Regions from separate parts of the Homo sapiens genome. Here region 1 is linked to region 2. A link is a loop called in an ENCODE intact Hi-C map of the cell type or tissue named here. Cell type or tissue: HCT116. All regions are shown on one strand. Each heading gives the region's core, and the rest is flanking DNA. Links, peaks and the distances in the headings are about the cores only.

Region 1 (4,403 bases), core at 158-4,157, 410 kb after region 2:
TTCAAGACGTGTATGTGTGAGAGAATCCTCAATTCTAGTAAAAATTGCCACAAAATATGCATTTTGACTTCAGAGGACATATTTAGTATTTAAGCATTCCTATAGGAGTACTATTTTCCTGATTAGAGCAGTGGATAAGATGTGTTGCTATAATTTTGGGAGGAGTGAGGCGTTCTAGCTAACAACTTTGCTCTGCCTTTGCTGACTTTTAACCATTGTCTTGCACTAATGATACCTGTATGCTTCTTGAAGTACTATTCAATGGGAGTGCCCCAAAATATAGGCTCTATATGTTCTTCACAAATGACTTGAATTGCAATCGTATGTCCAAATGATTACTTGATATTGTTGATTGGAAAGTCTGAGCATTTAAAATTTTGTGTGCTCATAATTATATAAATGTATATTACAAAACTCTGAGTGTTTGATGTAAGTTTGCTGTACACTTCCCCCAAGTTCAGACAGCTTTGCTAGTGCTGACAGTAGCATAATTTACATTCCAATTAAACGTGACACATTAGGGCCTTTCAAAAAAAAAAAAAAGAGCTACTTTCATGCACAGGCCTCAAACCTAGTTTTATGCTGTGATTAATCCCCAATTTCTATATCAACTCTCATATATCACCAGTTATGGTCTTGTGTTTGAGTAAATTACTTCAGTGGATGGATGGTCCTCTTACTGTTTTCCATTCCAGAGTTTTGCACTTCCAATGTGATGACCGTAGTCCCTACATGACAGTGACAGGCACCGTTCTAGCTTGCATGGAGCCAGCCACCTCTGCAGAGTGGTACAGAAAATGGTTTTATTTCCAAAATCTCTCCCCTTCATCTCTCCCATTGTGGTACAACCCATTTTGTACCAAAAACAGTTTGACCACTAATATCAAGAATTCTACAAAGGTTTTTCCTTTTTACCTATAATTTCATTTCTTGTATCTTTTATCTTTGTATCTTGTATCTTTAGGTCATTTCCTAAAGAAATGACCCTCAACCTAGAATAAGTTTGTATGGACACAGATGTGGCTCAAGCCTGACTCCCCATGAGAATAAGGTAGAAAGGATTTCACTATCCAACTACAGGAGAATTAAGTGAGCTATGGCATGCCTACCTGATGAAATTTTATATGGCTGTTAAACATGCTTGTGGAGTTTGTGAAATAACAGGAGAATGTGTGCATGATATGTTAATAGAAAGAATCAAAATACAAAAAAATTCTTTATCAAATATAAGTAAGGCAACCCCCATAAAATGATGGAGGGGCAAGGAGCGCGATACCGAGGCCCAGACCCTGAAAGAGAAAGTATGCAAGTCTTAGATGGTGACTGTGTTTTGGTCATGGTGTCATGACCGATTTGTTTTTTCTGCTGTTTTAAAAATGTTTTTCAAATGTCTTTGTGTGTATATGTTACCTTCCTAATACTTTTTAGAAGTTAGTCGCTGCTCTCCTCCCGAAGATGAGTTCCCTTCCCCTTCAGAGGCCCGGTACCTCCATGCCTGGGCTGCCTGCCTAGGACCCCTGCCACACAGTCCACCTCGATGCCAGAGCTTGCAGTATGTGCCTTTTTCTTCCATGTTAACACAACTTTCCTACCTATTGTTTTTGAAATCCCCTACCTCCTAAACCAATCTTAGAAATACATTTCTACTAAAGCATTAAATTATTCTTGACAATGTTTTCTTTTTCAACGAATACATATGCATTTCTAATGAAATTTCTGGAGTTACCATCTTTAATTCAAGGGAAGGCTTCTCATGGTGGCGATTTTTGTGGGGACCAGTGAAAGGGATGTTTTTGAATAAATGTTTGAATCGCTTAACACCCTATAAATCAAATCATGCCCAATCCATCTATATTTAGGCCTCGTCATGGGTAGGTGATTAATGAATATGTTTCATGCTAATGTCTCGCAGACCGAGGCTGCGTCCGTAACCACATAATCATCACAGTGGAAATTCTGACTCAGCTGTGACGTTTGGTAGGCGGGACCTTTGAATGGTGCTTTAGACAATTCCGTGCAAAGGCTGTAGTCAGTGGCCCAGCTTTGCAAGTCTTTCCAAAAGTCCTAAAGCGCACTAGCATGTCCTCACTTGGCCCTGTCACCTCTGCTTAAATTTTTTCATGGAGAATACTCACTCCCAATCATGGTACATTAAGGTGAATTTGATCTTGGGCAGCCTCCCTCAGTGGAGTGAATCAGAATCATGGGATTCCCCTGGACTCCAGCTTCCTGGTGGGTTTATTTTTATGGAACATTCCTCTGGAGAAAGAGGCAGCCGCTCTGTAAAGGGCTAGACCTCTTCTGCACGTGATCAAAGTAGCCCTAGAGAATATCTTCTTGTATGGAATGATTTTTATGACATGATGGCTTTGGGAGTTTTCTTGAAAAATTAAAGGAAGAATCTTTCTAAGGAGTCCTACTACCATGAAAGGAAACTATCAAAAACATCCCAGGCAGATAAGAACTAAATCAGTTTTAAAGTCACCAAGAAAACAACACTTCCATGGCCTCATTTGATCTTTAGCACTTGACCAGGAAAACTAGAGCTATCTTTTAGGCTTAATTCCAACGACTTCCCCATTTTGGCGTTCTTTCTGTAGCTTAACTTCTTAAACAAGTGGCTACAGAATCTTTCTCCATTTACCTCACGCCTCTCCAAGCTGGCTTTTTCCCCGCACCCCCAACTTCCCTGGAACTGCTTTTGAGATTACAAGTGACCTCTGTGTCACTAGAATCAGTGTTATTTCTCTGTCTTCATCTCACTTGATCCTTCTGCACAGAGCTGACTGCTCTTTCTTTCCTGCAATTCTGTTTTCTTCTCAGGTCATGTAACTCCAGACCTTCACTTTCCTACTGACCAGCTCTTCTCTGTTCATTGCTGGCCTCTCCTCCACTGTGCACATGCCCCAGGGTTTGTCCTGCAACACCTTCTCTTCCTTGGCTGTATTCTCCCCATGGCAATTCATATTTTGCTATCACTTTAAATACCAATTTTATACCAATGACTTCCTGGCATGTGTGTCTACTCCAGCCATGAGTCCCAGACTGCAGACTTTTATATATACTTGAGTGTCTAATTCACATTTCAAACTTAATGTGCTCTAAATAACACCTTTGATTTTCCACCTCGAGCTTGCTCATGACTCCCTCCCTTACTCTGATTAAATCTCTAGTCAAATAGCTTCACAGTGAGACTTTTCCTAACTACTTTAAGTAAAATTGCAAGCCCCTTATGTCTGTGACACTTTTCCTAACCAGGCTGGTCACCAGCCTTTTCACCGTTCACCTGAGTGTGTAACCTGGGATACCTTTGGGGCCCAGAAGCTTTTCTCCCCTACGCACACTCTTTCCTTTACACCAAAATCTGAATGCAGAACACCAGTGATCTGAGGAGAGAAGGTCCCACAGCTCCAGACATGCTACACCACTTAACTCATTCAAATGGCCCGTGCGTTCTCATCATGTATTACTTTTATTCATGACATTTCACCTTAATTCTCTTTCCTCACTGTGGTTGAGGGCTAGCTCCTCCTTGACCTTTGCAGTTCAACTCATAAGTTTTCTCTCCTGGAGAGCCTTTCCTGGCTACTAACTCCTGGCCCAGTCTGAAATAGAGGCCTATACCCAGCGTTCCATCACACCACACTATATCACAATTTGTTCATTTCCTTGTTTCTCATTGTTGCTAGACTGTGAATGTTTTTTAGAGGAGAAATGACCAGTAGGTCTCATTAAATATTTGTCCCCAACATTTAGCTCAGTGGCATACAGCAGATACTTGGTAAGTATTTTGAATGTATGAATGTTTATGGAACCCGGACAGGGATTTAAAAAAAAATGTGTATCTCGTATCTGAATGAGTGAATGTGAGTGAAAGTGGGTGAATGAGTGAATGTCAGTGTACTTGTGTCTTCTCCAGCCCCTGCCTCCATCTACATGTATTATACAAATGAAGAGAGATGTTTTTCACGTGTCGGTGTATGTGCATATGTCTGTGTCTACATATACATACATACAGTCATGTGTCACTTAACAACTGGGATATGTTCTGAGAAATGTGTCGTTAGGCAATATCATCATTGTGCAAACATCATAGAGTGTACTTACACAAACATAGATGGTGTAGCCTACTTCACACCTAAGCTAGATGGTATAGCCTATGGCGTCTACGCTACAAATCTGCACAGGTTTCTATACTGTTACAGTCCCCAACATTATTCAGTAGAATACTGAATATAGTTAACAGTATATTACAGTACTACTGGCTGTACTATACTGTAACTGTATTCAGTATTCTGCTGAATACTGTAGGCAATTATAACACAATGGTAAGCATTTGTGTATCTAAACAAAGGAAAGGTAATGCCTTGCTCTACAGTGTTACAAAGGCTACATCATCACCG
Region 2 (4,403 bases), core at 94-4,093:
TGCATGAAAAAATGCTCATCATCACTGGCCATCAGAGAAATGCAAATCAAAACCACAATAAGATACCATCTCACACCGGTTAGAATGACGATCATTAAAAAGTCAGGAAACAGGTGCTGGAGAGGATGTGGAGAAATAGAAACACTTTTACACCGTTGGTGGGACTGTAAACTAGTTCAACCATTGTGGAAGACAGTGTGGCAATTCCTCAGGGATCTAGAACTAGAAATACCATTTGACGCAGCCATCCCATTACTGGGTATATACCCAAAGGATTATAAGTCATGCTGCTATAAAGACACGTGAACACGTATGTTTATTGCGGCACTACTCACAATAGCAAAGACTTGGAACCAACCCAAATGTCCATCAATGATAGACTGGATTAAGAAAATGTGGCACATATACACCATGGAATACTATGCAGCCATAAAAAATGATGAGTTCATGTCGTCTGTAGGGACATGGATGAAGCTGGAGACCATCATTCTCAGCAAACTATCACAAGGACAAAAAACCAACCACTGCATGTTCTCACTCATAGGTGGGAATTAAACAATGAGAACACTTGGACACAGGAAGGGGAACATCACAGACCGGGGCCTGTTGTGGGGTGGGGGGAGAGGGGAGGGATAGCATTAGGAGATATACCTAGTGTAAATGACGAGTTAATGAGTGCAGCACACCAACATGGCACATGCATACATATGTAACCAACCTGCATGTTGTGCACATGTACCCTAGAACTTAAAGTATAATTTAAAAAAAATTAAAAAAGAAAGACAGTGTCTGCACGCGACTCTTAGAACCGCTGCAGCCAACTTCCACCAGGCTGAGAGCTGAGACAGCACTAATAATAACAGACTCGAGAGATGGAACAAAATCAGGGCCTTGGTAGCATTGCTGAGCCACTGAATCAATTTAGCCTGAAGCCTCTGGACTTTCAGTTAGGGAAGGTAATACATTTCCTGATTGTTTTAGCCACTGTGAGTTGGGGAAAAGGAAGCGGTCTAGGGGAATGATTCACTGTGGGGTGAGGGGAATATTCACAGGCACAACCTAAAAGGGTGGACAGTGACGGAGGTCATGGACATGGGGTAGGGTAAGTTAGGTAGACTGGGTCCACCCAGCCCTTTGTCTCCCTTACTAAGCAAGCACACTTTGCAATCAAAGCAAAGCTAAGAGAAAGAACTTTCCTTGGGGTTTCATGTGTTTTACTTAGCCAATGTAGCAGGGTTACAAATAACTCAGACTATATACTCACATGTACAAAGAAGTTGTAGTTAATTTCCTGTAAGCCTCCACCCCCTCTAGGTACTTGCTAATTAACTTGCTAATTAGAGTTTCTGTCTCTTAGGGTTTAAACAGTCTCCTTTTGGTTAAGTAATCATATTATTCAAAGTTCAATTTCCTACGGGGCCTGGCATGATTCATACATTTTGGATGACACAGTCTCTGGGTAAATCCTCAGCCTTCAAGAGTGCTGCTTTACTATCTTTCTCCTTCCTAAGAGATGGATCAGACACCTTACAGTGTTCCTGCGGTGGGTATCCTTTGGGGGCTTGCTGCTGTAGGATGGCTCATCTGATCTATACACTTAACTGGTAACCACTGTGTTATGGCCCATCCCCTATAACCTTCTCAGATCTTGCACTGGTACTCATCTCTGGAGTCTGGGTCCCAGCTACCTGCACCTTTATAAAGACCCCTCTCATGGGAGCCTCTTCATCCTGCTGGTGCTCTGGCTCTCCCAGCACTTCCCATCACTTGAACAGGGCACATAGGCATCCTTGCAGGCAGGCTGAGGCTTTGGGGGAGCCAGGAGCACTGCCCCAGCCTCACCTGTCCCGTCAGCTCCCCCTGCTCCATGACTCTGATGCCATGTTGGACATGGAGCCAAGCAGAGTGCCACACTCCCCAGGGGGTTTCTGCCTCCTCCGGCTTCTCTTGGGAAAGCAGCCCTGAGCCTGAGGGTTGTGGATGACTCAGTGGTGACTCACTTTTATGTTCCTATGTTCCCATTAGCTCAAGGCTTGGGCTTCAGAAGGGAAGAAAATGAAGACCTTAGCCTCTAGAACTTACCTTTGGTTCCCTTGTCCTTTTCATAAACTTGAAAGTGTTGAAAATTTTAGGCTTCTCATTTTCCCATCTTTTTTCACAGGCCTCCTCCCACCTAAGACTCTAAGGTCAGTACCATCAAGCATTAATCTGTTAAAGAAAAGAGCTTTAGAATTTAGAAATACCATCTCCATCTCCATAAAGTTTGCCTTTAAAAGCTTTTAAACTTACAAAACTGGTTAAGCAAAAACCCTTAAGAATAGAAATTTAAATGACTTTTTAAGGCAGGACTACCTTTTTCTTGTGTGGTACAATGAACCTCATTTTCAACACTGTCAAGTTTGTGAAAAGGACAAGAGAACCAAAGGTAAGTTCTAGAAGCTAAGATCTTCATTTTCTTCCCTTCTGAAGCCCAAGCCTTGAGCTAATGGGAACATAGGAACATAAAACTGAGTATCAGACTATAGGAAAAAGTGACAACAAATCAACTCCATCTATCTATATCTAATATATATATATAACAATATAATATACAATTTTATGTATATATAAAAATCTATTTAATTAGTCACACTACAGAAAAATGGGGTTAGAGCAGTGGTCATAATTAATGATGGGGAATGAATGGAGACACATGGAGTTATCCCACCACCTACCGAGTTAGACAGGGTACAGTGCCTGTTCTGTCTTCTCCTCTGCAGCCCTATTGCCAGGATAGGAAATACAGGTTACATGAGCTTTTTGATCAGCTATATATCCTTCTTGAATGCTTTGATGAACTGTTATAATTGGTTTTGCAAGTTTCTATTTCTCTCCACTGTTATGCTAAGGAATTAAATTCAAAATGCTACAGATAATCTTTGAATAAATATGATTTCAATGAAAAGGGGTCCATAACCCTGTCTAATTAAACCTTTCTATTCTCTGACATCGTTTCAATAAAATATCTGATCTTCTGCAATGACTCCAATAATTGGTTACAGTTGTTCACTGAAATTCAAATTCCCTTCCCACTATCAGAGGAGAAGCAGAGCCTGCATCTGCCCCAGGACACACCAGGGCAAACACAATAGCTAGACAGAGAGAGGATTGTTGTTCTCAGCTGGGATCTGAAAAAAAAAATCCATCATCTCAAAAACCAAATACAGAAAGTGAATGTATTAATTTTTAATGAAGAAAATGTAACTAACAGGAGGGTGGATGCTTGTGTTCAGTGAGTGCAGCTTCTCCCTGAAGACAATTTTCCTGGGATACTAAATTATTATCAGAATGTTGTTTGGTGAGCATGGCATTACAGCAAGTGGAACTAGTTGGGTAAATTCTGATGCACATTGACGTTGGGGTGGATCCACTGCAGCCCCTCTAGGGCCACAGCTACCCCTGGGGTGGGCTACTTTCTCTCCTGGACATTTTGGAGATACACTGCTGTCATAAGAGTCTCTGAATCTAACTTTTCTTTCCTGTATACATTAAAACAAACATTTCCAACCTTTTCCTCCTATTTGTTTATTTCAGAAAACTTAGACAAGCAAAATACAACAAAATAAATAATACTCTCCCAGAGACAACCACTATTAAGATCCTGGACATTCTTTCAGACTTCTGTTTTCATCAGTTGTCGTTCTGACTTTTTCTGCGCTCAGTCATCCCAATCTCCATCCCCAATCAAGTGTGGGTCCCAGCCCTGGGTGAGGGCCTGGGGAAAGGGTAGAGGAGGCACTCAGAGCACACAGTTCAGCACCTTCTCAGAGGTATAATTCACATGTGCTAAAGACCATGGCAGCAGTTTGAGCAGCCAGCAGAGTGCTCCACCAGAACACGACAAACACCCTGGGAGTTTGCTTTGCCCATGTTCCCTCATAAATGAAATTTCCATCCCATATTCATGGACAGAAGAATCAATATTGTTAAAATGCCCATACTACCCAAAATGATCTACAGATTCAATGCAATTTGTAGTAAAATTTCAACATTTTTCAGAAAATACAAGAAACCCTAAAATTTGTATAGAATCACAAAAGACACCAAAACCAATGCAATTATGAGCAAGAAAAGCAAAGCTAGAAGTGTCACACATCCTAATTTCAAAATATCTTACAAAGCTACGGTAATCAAAACAGTATAGTACTGATGTGAAAGCAGACATATAGACCAATGGAACAGAATAGAAAGCCCAGAAATAAACTCACATATATGTGGTTAGTTAATCTTTGACATGGGTGTTAAGAATACCCAATGAGTAAAGGATAGTCTCTTCAATAAATGGTACTGGAAAACTGGATATCCCAAAGCAAAAGAATAAAATTTGAGAGAGAGGTGGAGCAAGATGGCAGAATAGAAGTTTC

The links. Hi-C counts contacts between places; a loop is a spot of excess contacts. Peaks named below come from ENCODE experiments on the same cell type or tissue, not always from the same donor. Only the 100,000 strongest peaks of a DNase experiment are listed, where the experiment ranks them.
Region 1: it touches region 2 in a loop (4-fold over the local background); 1 of 110 quality-filtered maps calls a loop at or near these places.

The regions. Positions count from the first base shown.
Region 1 is chr15:32,868,181-32,872,583 of GRCh38, reverse strand. The region is part of intron 16 of FMN1 (formin 1); the gene reads left to right. Among named protein-coding and RNA genes, the nearest start is that of GREM1-AS1, 150 kb to the right of the region's middle. In HCT116, for the core only: no CTCF peak of the experiment used is centred there; a DNase peak (open chromatin) is centred at 1,963; H3K4me3 peaks cover 1,003 bases; H3K27ac peaks cover 733 bases.
Region 2 is chr15:33,276,566-33,280,968 of GRCh38, reverse strand. No RefSeq gene overlaps it. Among named protein-coding and RNA genes, the nearest start is that of RYR3-DT, 32 kb to the left of the region's middle. In HCT116, for the core only: a CTCF peak has its summit at 1,882; a DNase peak (open chromatin) is centred at 1,968; H3K4me3 peaks cover 787 bases; H3K27ac peaks cover 478 bases.